Regions from separate parts of the Homo sapiens genome. Here all the other regions are linked to region 2. The links are chromatin contacts, found by Hi-C or POLR2A ChIA-PET in ENCODE. All regions are on one chromosome and are shown on one strand. Each heading gives the region's core, a stretch centred on a gene start or an enhancer-like site at or near the end of the contact. The rest is flanking DNA. Distances are from core to core; before and after follow the strand shown. Region 1 holds the start of BNIP3 (BCL2 interacting protein 3). Region 2 holds the start of LHPP (phospholysine phosphohistidine inorganic pyrophosphate phosphatase). Region 3 holds the start of DENND10 (DENN domain containing 10).

Evidence for each region. Hi-C counts contacts between places; a loop is a spot of excess contacts on that map. ChIA-PET counts read pairs that join two places held with the same protein, here RNA polymerase II (POLR2A). Pooled maps may share reads with other maps.
Region 1: a pooled map shows a loop between it and region 2 (7-fold over the local background). The contact joins the promoter of BNIP3 here to the promoter of LHPP in region 2. A Hi-C loop is called at or near these places in 5 of 50 pooled maps.
Region 3: a loop to region 2 is called in a pooled map, with 3 times the contacts of the local background. The contact joins the promoter of DENND10 here to the promoter of LHPP in region 2. A Hi-C loop is called at or near these places in 2 of 50 pooled maps. POLR2A ChIA-PET finds 5 or more read pairs at or near these places in 2 of 52 experiments (CD4-positive, alpha-beta T cell and WTC11).

What each region holds. Positions count from the first base shown.
Region 1 is chr10:131,980,523-131,983,806 of GRCh38, reverse strand. BNIP3 (BCL2 interacting protein 3) reads left to right here and starts at 1,884. Exons shown (of 6, transcript NM_004052.4): 1 at 1,884-2,046. The coding sequence starts at 2,001. RefSeq lists silencers at 1,214-1,333, 1,374-1,563, 1,614-1,913, 2,144-2,373 and an enhancer at 1,781-2,705.
Region 2 is chr10:124,460,114-124,463,493 of GRCh38, reverse strand. LHPP (phospholysine phosphohistidine inorganic pyrophosphate phosphatase) reads right to left here and starts at 1,671. Exons shown (of 7, transcript NM_022126.4): 1 at 1,507-1,671. The coding sequence starts at 1,631. RefSeq lists a silencer at 1,332-1,791.
Region 3 is chr10:119,102,504-119,105,932 of GRCh38, reverse strand. DENND10 (DENN domain containing 10) reads right to left here and starts at 1,820. Exons shown (of 9, transcript NM_207009.4): 1 at 1,736-1,820. The coding sequence starts at 1,790. RefSeq lists an enhancer at 1-110 and a silencer at 1,252-2,031.

The DNA of each region.
Region 1 (3,284 bases), core at 635-3,134, 7.5 Mb before region 2:
GGGAAAAAGTACAAGCCACTAGGCTACACTATTCTGAACAATTCTCCATTTGATTTTCTTCGTAATACTTTTAGTTGACTCCCTCGAATAGGTTCCGTTTTTCATTCTGGCATACACATTCTCTTTTTCATTGTAATCCTTATGTGCACCGTACTTGGTAACATTTTTGTTTTAATAGAGATGGAGTCTTTCTGTGTTGCCAGGTTGGTCTTGAACTATCAGGCTCAAGTGACCCTCCTGCCTTGGGCTCCCCAAATGCTGGGATTACACACAAGAACCACTGCCTGGCCAGCACTACAGTTCTACTATCGAAATTATTAATGCTATGCTATGTATCTCTGGCGGTTTTTTTTTTTTTTTTTTTGAGACAGGGTCTCACACTGTTGCCCAGGCTGGAGGGTAGTGGCCTGATCATGGCTCACTGTAGCCCCTACCTCCTGGGCTCAAGGAATCCTCCCACAGCAGGTGCCACCATACCCAGCTAAGTTTTTTGTATTTTTTTAGGGGAGAGAAAGCGTTTCGCCATATTGCCCAGACTGGTCTCCAACTCCTGGGCTCCAGCGATCCTCCTGCCTCGGCCTCCCAAAGTGCTGAGATGAAAGACATGCGCCCCACACTGGCCTCTGGATGTTTGTTACTCCTGAGAAAACTAAAATCATGGCACTCCAAAGACTAGAGACGATTCAACAGGCAAGAGCAGGGATGAAATGCACGCAGCGACTGAGGTCTGGCTTCGCGGCTCTGTGACCCCGGTTCAGCTTCTGAGCGCCTGGTTCCTTGGCGGGACGCCTCCTCCTTTCCCGCAAGACCAGACACGACTGTCTGGGAAGCAGCGTTTCTGGGGCGCACCTTGACACTTGGATTTGGATCAACAATGCTTTCAAGAAGAAAGACTTTTGATCAAAAGCGGGAAATGAGAAAGCGACTTTCCTCTGAAAAGTGCCTCCCAGTCCCGAGGCTGCGAGGCCCCCACGCCAGGCTGGCTCCCACGGAAGCCGGGCACCCACCCGGCCCGACCAAGCGCCACTCCGCCCCGTGGACGGGGCGTCCCACCCCGGGGACGCCCGCCCCACACCGCGTTTGCACCCCGGAGGCCCCTTGCCGCAGAGGCGGACGGCGCGCCTCTCCCGGGCCCCTGGGGTCCGCGCCTCCCTCGGGCAGACTCTTTCGACTCTGCTCGAGCCTCCGCTTCTTCCTGCGGGCGGACGCCCCGGACACAACGGGCCCCGCTGTTCACGCAGGGGCGCCCCGGCGGGGCGGGCAAAGACCCGGGGACGCGGTCCCGTCCCGAGACGCTCAGCTCCGGCCCACCGCTCGCAGCTCCCGCCCCGGGCGCAGGTCCCGACCCCACGGGCCGTCTCGGAGCCGCAGCGGCCGCTTCCCTGCACGTCCTCACGCCCCCCGCACGGACGCCGCCAGCCCCGCGCCTCAGTTTCCCCACTAGCAGGATGGAAAGACGGGCCCCGCCCCGAAGCGTAGCGGCGTCTCCGTGGTAGCCAGTGCCCAGAGAGTCCGCCGGTCCCACCGCCCCTTCAAAGGAGAACCCGGCCCACCGCCCGCCGCGGCGGCGACCGCGCAGCCCACTCGTCACGCGGCCCGCGGCGTCCAGCCCGGGCCGGCTCACCTCAGGCGGTCGCTGCCGCCCTCGCGCCTGCGCGCCCCTCGCCCCGCCCCTCTCCCCGCCCGCGTCCCGCGCACCGCAGGCCTCTGCCCCTCGCCCACCGCAGGACCCGCCCCGCGCACGCGCCGCACGTGCCACACGCACCCCACGCCCCTGCGCACGCGCAGGCCCCAAGTCGCGGCCAATGGGCGACGCGGCCGCAGATCCGCCCGGCCCCGCCCTGCCCTGTGAGTTCCTCCGGCCGGGCTGCGGGGCTCCGCTCAGTCCGGGAGCGCAGCTGGGCCGCGGCGCTCCGACCTCCGCTTTCCCACCGCCCGCAGCTGAAGCACATCCCGCAGCCCGGCGCGGACTCCGATCGCCGCAGTTGCCCTCTGGCGCCATGTCGCAGAACGGAGCGCCCGGGATGCAGGAGGAGAGCCTGCAGGGTGAGGCGGAGGAGGCGGCGCGGGAGCCGAGGGGGCGCGGGGGGGAAGCCTGGGGAAGGCCAAGAGGGCGCCAAGGGGAGGTTGCCGGGGAGGCCTAGGGGGCATCGCGGGCCGGGCGAGGCTGCGCCATCCTCCCCTTCCGTACCCACCCCTCCTGCGGGCATGCGGAGCCCGGGGCGTGGGGACCCCGCGTACTGCCCGGGGTTCGCGGCCTCGCCACTCGGGCGGGGGTTGGCTTGGACCCGGGTCGGACCGCACGGGAAAGCCCCGATTCTCCAGCTCCGCGCGAGCTAGAATTCCACCTGGAGGTGAATCTGCGTCTCGCAGTTGGACCGAACAGCCTCAAAGTCCACGTTGCCCTCCGCGGTCTGTAGTTCAGACCAGTATTGGTTTTAATGACCAAACACCAAGGCGTGGCAAGTGGCCTGTTATGAGCTTTAATTTTGTTATTAATGTTTATATCCATGGTGACTGTTAGGATTTCCTCAAGGGTGAACGCGGAGATGGGAGGGGGTTACAGCGTTTTTAAAATATGGCATTAAATGGGCATGTTCCAATTTCACTAGAGGGTCGTTCCAAAACAAAGCTTTAAATGACTTACGGGTTAAGAAAACACAAGCAAAAGGACGCTGCCCGTGCAGCACTCAGTCGTTACAGCCTGCCTAATGCCCGAGTAGAGGCTCGCTGTGTGCCCTTGGCTAGATTCGCAAGACCATCCGTTCACGCAGCGGGAAACGCAGGCCCGGGGTGCAGGACTTGCCCCACGCACAGCCGGGTGGCGTGGAGACCCACCCCACCCGGTGGGTCCGCGTCAGAGTCCAGACGAGCCTTTGCTCAGGGAAGCGGGCACTGAAGCCGCCTTCCCAGGGTCCCTAGGGCCAAAGCCTCGGAGGAGGGACCTGGTGGCAGCTGACCTTTGTGTTCTTTGAAGCCAGAGTTTACTAAGCAAAATTAGCATGTAAATAAGCTTGGGAAAGGACTGCTGAAACCTCTGACAGTGAACTTTTAATCTTCATTGAGAGTTTTTAAAACCATATATTCACATAAATTTAGTGAGTTGCTAATTTTATTACAAAAAAAAAGATTTTACTAGGCAGGACTTAGTTACCGTAATATATTGAATAATATATATATATACATATGAACACTACAAGCTTTTTTTTTTTACCTTTTTTTTTTTTTAAGAGACGGGGTCTCACTGTGTTGCCCAGGCTGGTCTGAACTGGGCTCAAGCGATC
Region 2 (3,380 bases), core at 422-2,921:
ATACTTGGGAGGCTGAGGCAGGAGAATCACTTGAACCTGGGAGGCAGAGGTTGCAGTGAGCCCAGATGGCGCCACTGCACTCCGGCCTGGGCAACAAGAGCAAAACTGTCTCAAAAAAAAAAAAGTGTCCTCATGGTCAAGTCTTGGCTGGCACGATGTTCTCTTCCTCCTCCTCTCACCTAAACCAATGCAGTCCAACAGAATTATAATGAGAGCCACAAAGGTAATTTAAAGTTTTCTAATAAGCACATTAACAAAAGTTAAAAAAAAAAGGTATACTTAATTTCAAATATTTTAACCTAAAACAGTATATTAAAAATATTATCAACTGGGCATGTGGCTCACGCCTATAATCCCAGCACTTTGGGAGGCCGAGGCAGGTGGATCACCTGAGGTCAGGAGTTAGAGACCAGCCTGCCCAACATGGTGAAACCCCGTCTCTACTAAAAATACAAAAAATTAGCCGGGTGTGGTGGCACATGCCTGTAATTCCAGCTATTCAGGAGGCTGAGGCAGGAGAATCGCTTGAACCTGGGAGGCGGCGGTTGCAGTCAGCAGAGATTGCACCACTGCATTCCAGCCTGGGCAACAAGAGCAAAACTCCGTCTCAAACAAAACAAATAAAAAAAGTAACTGGGCATGATGGCGGGTGCCTGTAATCCCAGCTACTCGGGAGCCTGAAGGGGGAGAATCACTTGCACCCGGGAGGCGGAGGTTGCAGTGAGCCGAGATCGTGCCATTGCACTCCAGCCTGGGCGACAGAGCAAGACTCCATCTGAAAAGAACAAAACAAAACAAACAAAAAGTATATCATTTCAACAGGCAAACAACATAACCCATTTTCATGTTTTTATTTTACATTTTACTCACGAAGTCTGGTGTTTTTGGGGGTTTTGTTTATGAGACCGTCTCGCTCTGCAGTCCAGGCTAGAGTACAGTGGGGTGATCACAGCTCACTGTAGCCTTGACCTCCTGGGCTCAAGCGATCCTCCTGCCTCAGCCTCCCAAGTGGCTGGGCCTACAGGCGTGCACCACCACACCCGGCTAATTTTTAAATTTTTGGCAGAGACGGGGTCTCCCTATGTTGCCCAGGGTGGTCTCCAACCCCCTAGCCTCAAGCGATCCTCCCTCCTCTGCCTCTGCAAGTGCTAGAATCACAGATGCGAGCCACCGCGCCCGGCTAAGTCTTGTTAATCGGTATGCATTTTACGCTTACAGCACATCTCAATTCAGACTGGCCGCAGGTCAAGCGCTCAGCAGCGCACGTACCAGGTGGCCGCCCTGTCTGACCGCGCAGCCCTAACCAGCAGAGTCCTGGTGCTCGCCGGGGGCAACAGTGGGGTCGTCCGTGGTCAGCACTGTGCGCGCACCGGGGTGGGAAGGGGGAGACCGAGGCGGGGCCTGCGCCGCGGCCCCGCCCCCTGCCGCCCCGCCCCCTGCCGGCAGCCAGGGAGCGGGCTGAGCTTAGAGCTCGGCGGCCCCAGCGGCGTCCCGGGGCCCACTCACCTGGCCACCGCCTCCACCGAGCCGGCGATGGCCGTGCCGCCGCCCGCGCCGCTGTCGTACAGCACGCCCGAGATGTCAAGCAGCACCCCGCGCACGCCAGCCAGCCGCTTGCCCCACGGTGCCATGGCGCCCGGCCCTGCTCCTCAGCTCCGCGTCCCAACCGACGCCGGCGCCGGCGCCGCGGCCGCGCAGGGGCGCCTGGGAACTGTAGTCCCGCGGGCGGGGCAGGGCAAGAAGACCGGGTGCAAACCCGGAACTGGGGCGCGGCCTGGGCACCCCGGCGTCACTCGCCCCTGAAACGGTGTCCTTTTCGGAAGCTTTCTTCCCAGGAGATCAGCGGACAAAGAGCAGGAAAAGCAGAAAACAAGTCCCTAAGAAAGGTCAAAGGCAAATTGAGACAAGAAGGCACCTGTAGCCAGGGGCGGTGGTTCACGCCTGCAATCCCAGCACTTTGGGAGGCAGAAGCGGGCGGACAGCTTGTGCCCAGGAGTTCTAGACCAACCTAGTCAACATAGTGAGACCCTGTCTCTATTAAAGAAAGAAAGAAAAAGTACAATACAAAATTGAGGCCGGGCGTAGTGGCTTATGCCTGTAATCCCAGCACTTTGGGAGGCTGAGGCGGGTGGATCGCTTGAGATCAGGAGTTCGAGACCAGCCTGGTCAACATGGTGAAACCCCTGTCTCTACTAAAAATACAAAAATCACCTAGGTGTGGTGGCGCATGCCTGTAGTCCCAGCTACTCGGTAGGCTGAGGCGGAAGAACCGCTTGAACCTGGGAGGCGGAGGTTGCAGTGAGCCGAGATTGCACCACTGCACTCCAGCCGGGGCGACAGAGCAAGACTTTGTCTTAAAAAAAAAAAAAATTATATGCAGATAACAGCCCTGCATAGATGAGGATGCATAGGACCTGGGCTGAGAAGAAAACGGGACTATCACAATGCGTTAAACCCAGGAGGTTTTTGGATAAGCTATAAAATACCACTCGATGCTACATTATTTTTGCAATAAATACACATTGATATTAAAAGGGAGGAGTTTCCTCAATGGCCCCTCGGAACCTTTCAAGTTATTAAATAGAAACGAGAACACTTTACTTCTGGTCCAACATAGCTTTGAGCTTTCAAAGAAGAGAGGATCATATTATTTCACCATTTCTTTTCAGGCTCTTGATTCACAGAAAGGATGAGGAATTCGTTGAAATGTTATGGGGTTCAATGAATTGTGTATATTTTGTTGACATGCTTACTAGGGGAGCTGTTTACAAGTGAAATAAAATACAGTTCCTACCCTTTGGGATTTCCACTAATGGGGTTGGGGAGTAGTATACCTTATATAAGGGTTCTTAGTCGCAGACAATAGACACCACTCCAGCTAGAGGGGTTTTGTTTACATGAGGTGAAGGAGCTTACAGATGACGGGTCTAAGTCCTACACAGCCAGGAGCCATGCAGCCACGAGAAACACTTAATTTTACTACTCCATTGGGACCACTGCCCCATCACTTAGTGCAGCCCCCAGCATAGCTGCCCCCAAAAGAACAAAACATATCCACCACTGTGCCCTCCACCTGTGGCCACCCACTCACTTTCACTGTGTCTGGCTTGGTGGAACCTAGCCCACGCTGCAAAGGAGTCTGGGAAATGCAGTTTTTAGTGTTCCAGGGGCTGAGTGAGTCAGTTTGGAGAATCTGCTAGGAACATCATGAACCGTACACGTATTGAGACCCTACTCTGTGCAGTGGGCACAAAAAAGTTCTAGGGTGTGATCCTTGCCTTCCAGGATCAAGACTGGGCAGAGAACAATGGAAGACCTTCACGACTGCTGACCAAATGTGTGCCAAGTGGCAATGAGTGACACAGACACAGTCAAGAGGA
Region 3 (3,429 bases), core at 571-3,070, 5.4 Mb after region 2:
TGAGCCACCACGCCTGGCCTCTTTTTTCAATTTCTTTTTTTGAGACGGGGTTGGGGGGGGTCTCACTCTGTCACCCATGCTGGAGTACAGTGGCATGATCTCAGTTCACTGCAACCTCTGCCTCCTGGGACCAAGCAATCCTCCCACCTACAGGCACACCACACCCGGCTAATTTTTGTATTTTTTGTAGAGACACGAGGGTTTTACCACATTGCCCAGGCTGGCTGCAAACCCCTTTTAAATGCACGTTAGTGTGAATAATTAAAAAACTGCTGAGTTCAAAATATGATCATATGTCATCTTTTTATTTGCTATTAGTAGATAAAGACAGTTTAACTTAGCCTTAGTTCAAAAGTACCTTCTGGAGAAACTAAGTTACTTAGGTTTTGTTTTGAAGCAGTTTGAAAATCACATTAGAAATAAATACAGTAATCCACCTGGACAACATGTCGGTATCCCATCTCCACAAAAAATACAAAAATTAATCGGGTGGTGGTGCACGCCTGAGGTCCCAGCTACTCGGAGGCCGAGGCGGGAGGATGGTTTGGGCCTGGGAGGTGGAGGCTGCAGAGAGCGATGATTGCGCTACTGCACTCCAGCCTGGATAAGAGGGAGACCCCGTCTAAAAAAAAAAAAAAGAAGAAAGACAAAGAAATAAAAACAGTAAGCGATTCCCACATAAACGCACTGCTTTGAGGCACTGAAAAATAATCAGCATATTTCTTCAGTTTTGCTAAAGCCTAAGCAATGTTATTGCGCACTTGGGGAATAGAAAGAGTTTAGGGGTGTGCAAAAATCTCGGGAAAATAAAACTTTTTCGAAGGGAACCAACGGGTTCCATCCCCTAAATACTGCACGAGGCTGCCCAAAGATCCCCGTGTGATATTTTTTAATTATGGAAGATAATTACATTCCTCAGAGCTAACCGAGATTCCACCACACAGGATTGTGTAGAAACTCCTGCTTTATTTATGCACAAGCTCGATCACATGATGCAGGAGCTCTCCACTGGTGGGGGTTGGGGGCTCTGGGATACACTGCGAGGGTCCCACTCCCGGCTCTGTACGGCCTATGGTGTGTCCGTGCACAATGACGGCCTGGGCCTCCATTTGCTCCTCCGTGAAGTGGGCGTCAGACGTTTCCCACGGCCCCTCGGTCCTTGGTGAGAGCTAAAAGGAGACAATGTGTGTACAACGCGCAGCACCCGGCCCAGCAGTCTCCAGCTGCCCGGTCCCACGATGGGGGCCGCCCGGGCGGGCAGTCACCCGTGGCTCCGAGGCAGCCGCCCGCCCCCGGCTCGGGGGAACCGGACCCTGCCTCCTCCCCGCCGCGCCGCGCCGCGCCGCCAGCCGGCTGCTCCCGCCCGGCCCGGCCCCGCCCGCGCAGCGCCCCTCGCAGCTGCCCAGCCTGGGAGCGCTCGACGTCCCGGCTCCGCCGGGCAACCCGGGGCGTGCAGGGGGAGCTCCACCCCGGAATCTTGGAGGTCCCCGGGCTCCCTCGGGCCGGGCAGGCCCCACAGGCGGCCGCGGGCGGGCGGGCGAGGGCGGCGGGCCGGGTCCCCTGCACCAAGGAGGCCGGGCTCCGCAGTCCCCAGTCCAGGCCCAACAGGGAGGGGGCCGCGCCCTCCTCATGCGGTCGGCGCCGGGGGCCGCGGGAGCCCGGGCTGCCCCGGGCCGAGGTGGAGCAGAGGCAGAACCAGGGTGCGGGCTTCCAGGCAGGGCGCCTACGTCCTCACCGATCAGCCCGACTCCAAGCATCAGCTGAGTGTCCGCCACCTCGGCCGCAGCCATCTTCCGCCGCCGCGGCGCGCAGCTCTGGCTGCCGCCTGCAGGACCGGCCTCGCACCCGAACCCCGCCCCGCCCGCCGTAGGGCCCGCCCCCATCACAGGCCCCGCCTCCCTCCCCGGCCCATCATAAGCCCCGCCTCCCTCCCCGGACCATCACAGGCCCCGCCTCCCGCTGTAGGACCCGCCTCCCTCCCGCCCCGCCCCATCACAGGACCATCAACCCCCCCCGTCGGCCCCGCCCCACCCGCAGGCCCACCTATTCCAGCCCCAGTCCTCCCTGCCAGGACCTGCTCAGTGCAGCTCCACTCGTCTTCTGCCCGTGGCCCTTCGCCCTTGGAAACCTCCTTGAGTCTCCGCAGCCTGCCTCAATTTCTCTAATCCAGCTGTTCATCCTTCTTCTTCTCAATCCACTCCAATCTTTCTTCCCGTCGTAGGCTTTCCTTGTTCTACCTCTGCCCTCTGGTCAAGCTCAAAAGAACAGGTCACCTTGTTCCTAAAAAGAGGCGTCCTGAGGATGGAGGAAGGGTCTCCATCCATTCCTTCATCCAGCCACCCCCAAAACAAAACAAAACAAAAATTGAGGGCCTAATAAGGCACTGGGGATACCTTATAGGGCTGAACAAGACAGAGCAGTCCACTGGGGAAGACAGACAATTGGCGAGTAGAATAAATAATCCAGGCCAGGTGAGGTGGCTCACGCCTCTGATCCCAACACGATGGGAGGCCAAGGCAGGAGCATCACTTGAGGTCAGGAGTTCGAGATCAGCCTTGGCAACATAGTGAGACCCATCTCTACAAAAAAAATTTAAAAATTAGCCAGGCATAGTGGCATGCACCTGTAGTCCCAGCTACTCTCAGGCTGAGGCAGGAAAATCATTTGAGCCCAGGATTTTGAGGCTGCAGTGAGCTGTGATCCTGCCACTCACTCCAGCCTGGGTGACAGAGTGAGACCCTGTCTCAAAAATAAATAAATAGATAAATAGATGACAGATAGATAGATAATAGTAAAAAAGCTCAGAATGATATGTGCCCTGGAGGCAACGATATGTGCCCTGGAGGCAGTGTGTTAGAGAGTGGAGGTGTGCTGCTCTAAAATGGGTGTCAAGAAAGGCTTCTCTGAGAAAGGGATATTTGAACTGAGATCTGAATGATAGTAACGACTCAGACATTGGAAGATTTGGCTCCAAGATTCCTCCTCTGGATCTACTGTCTGCCCCAACCCCAAGTCACACAGAGCTAATTAGGGAGGGTCCTTGGTGTCTGCAGGAATACAATCCCACCCTCATCTTTTTTTCTTTTTTCTTTTTTTTTTTTTTTTTTTGAGATGGAGTCTTGTTCAGTTGCCCGGCCTGGAGTGCAATAGCGCGATCTCGGCTCACTGCAACCTCCGCCTCTCGGTTTTAAGGGATTCTCCTGCCTCAGCCTCCTGCGTAGCTGGGATTACAGGCGTGAGCCACTGCGCCTGTTTTTTTCTTTTTTCTTTCTTTTTTTTTTGGAGACAGTTTCTCGCTATGTTGCCCAGGCTGCAATTTATACATTGGAGTATATTTAGGTGTGTATATGGCATTCCTGTTTCTCTCACTAAACTGAACCCCTGGAAGGCAGCACCCTGAACTACGTGCCCTTCTATTCTCTGGGCTTC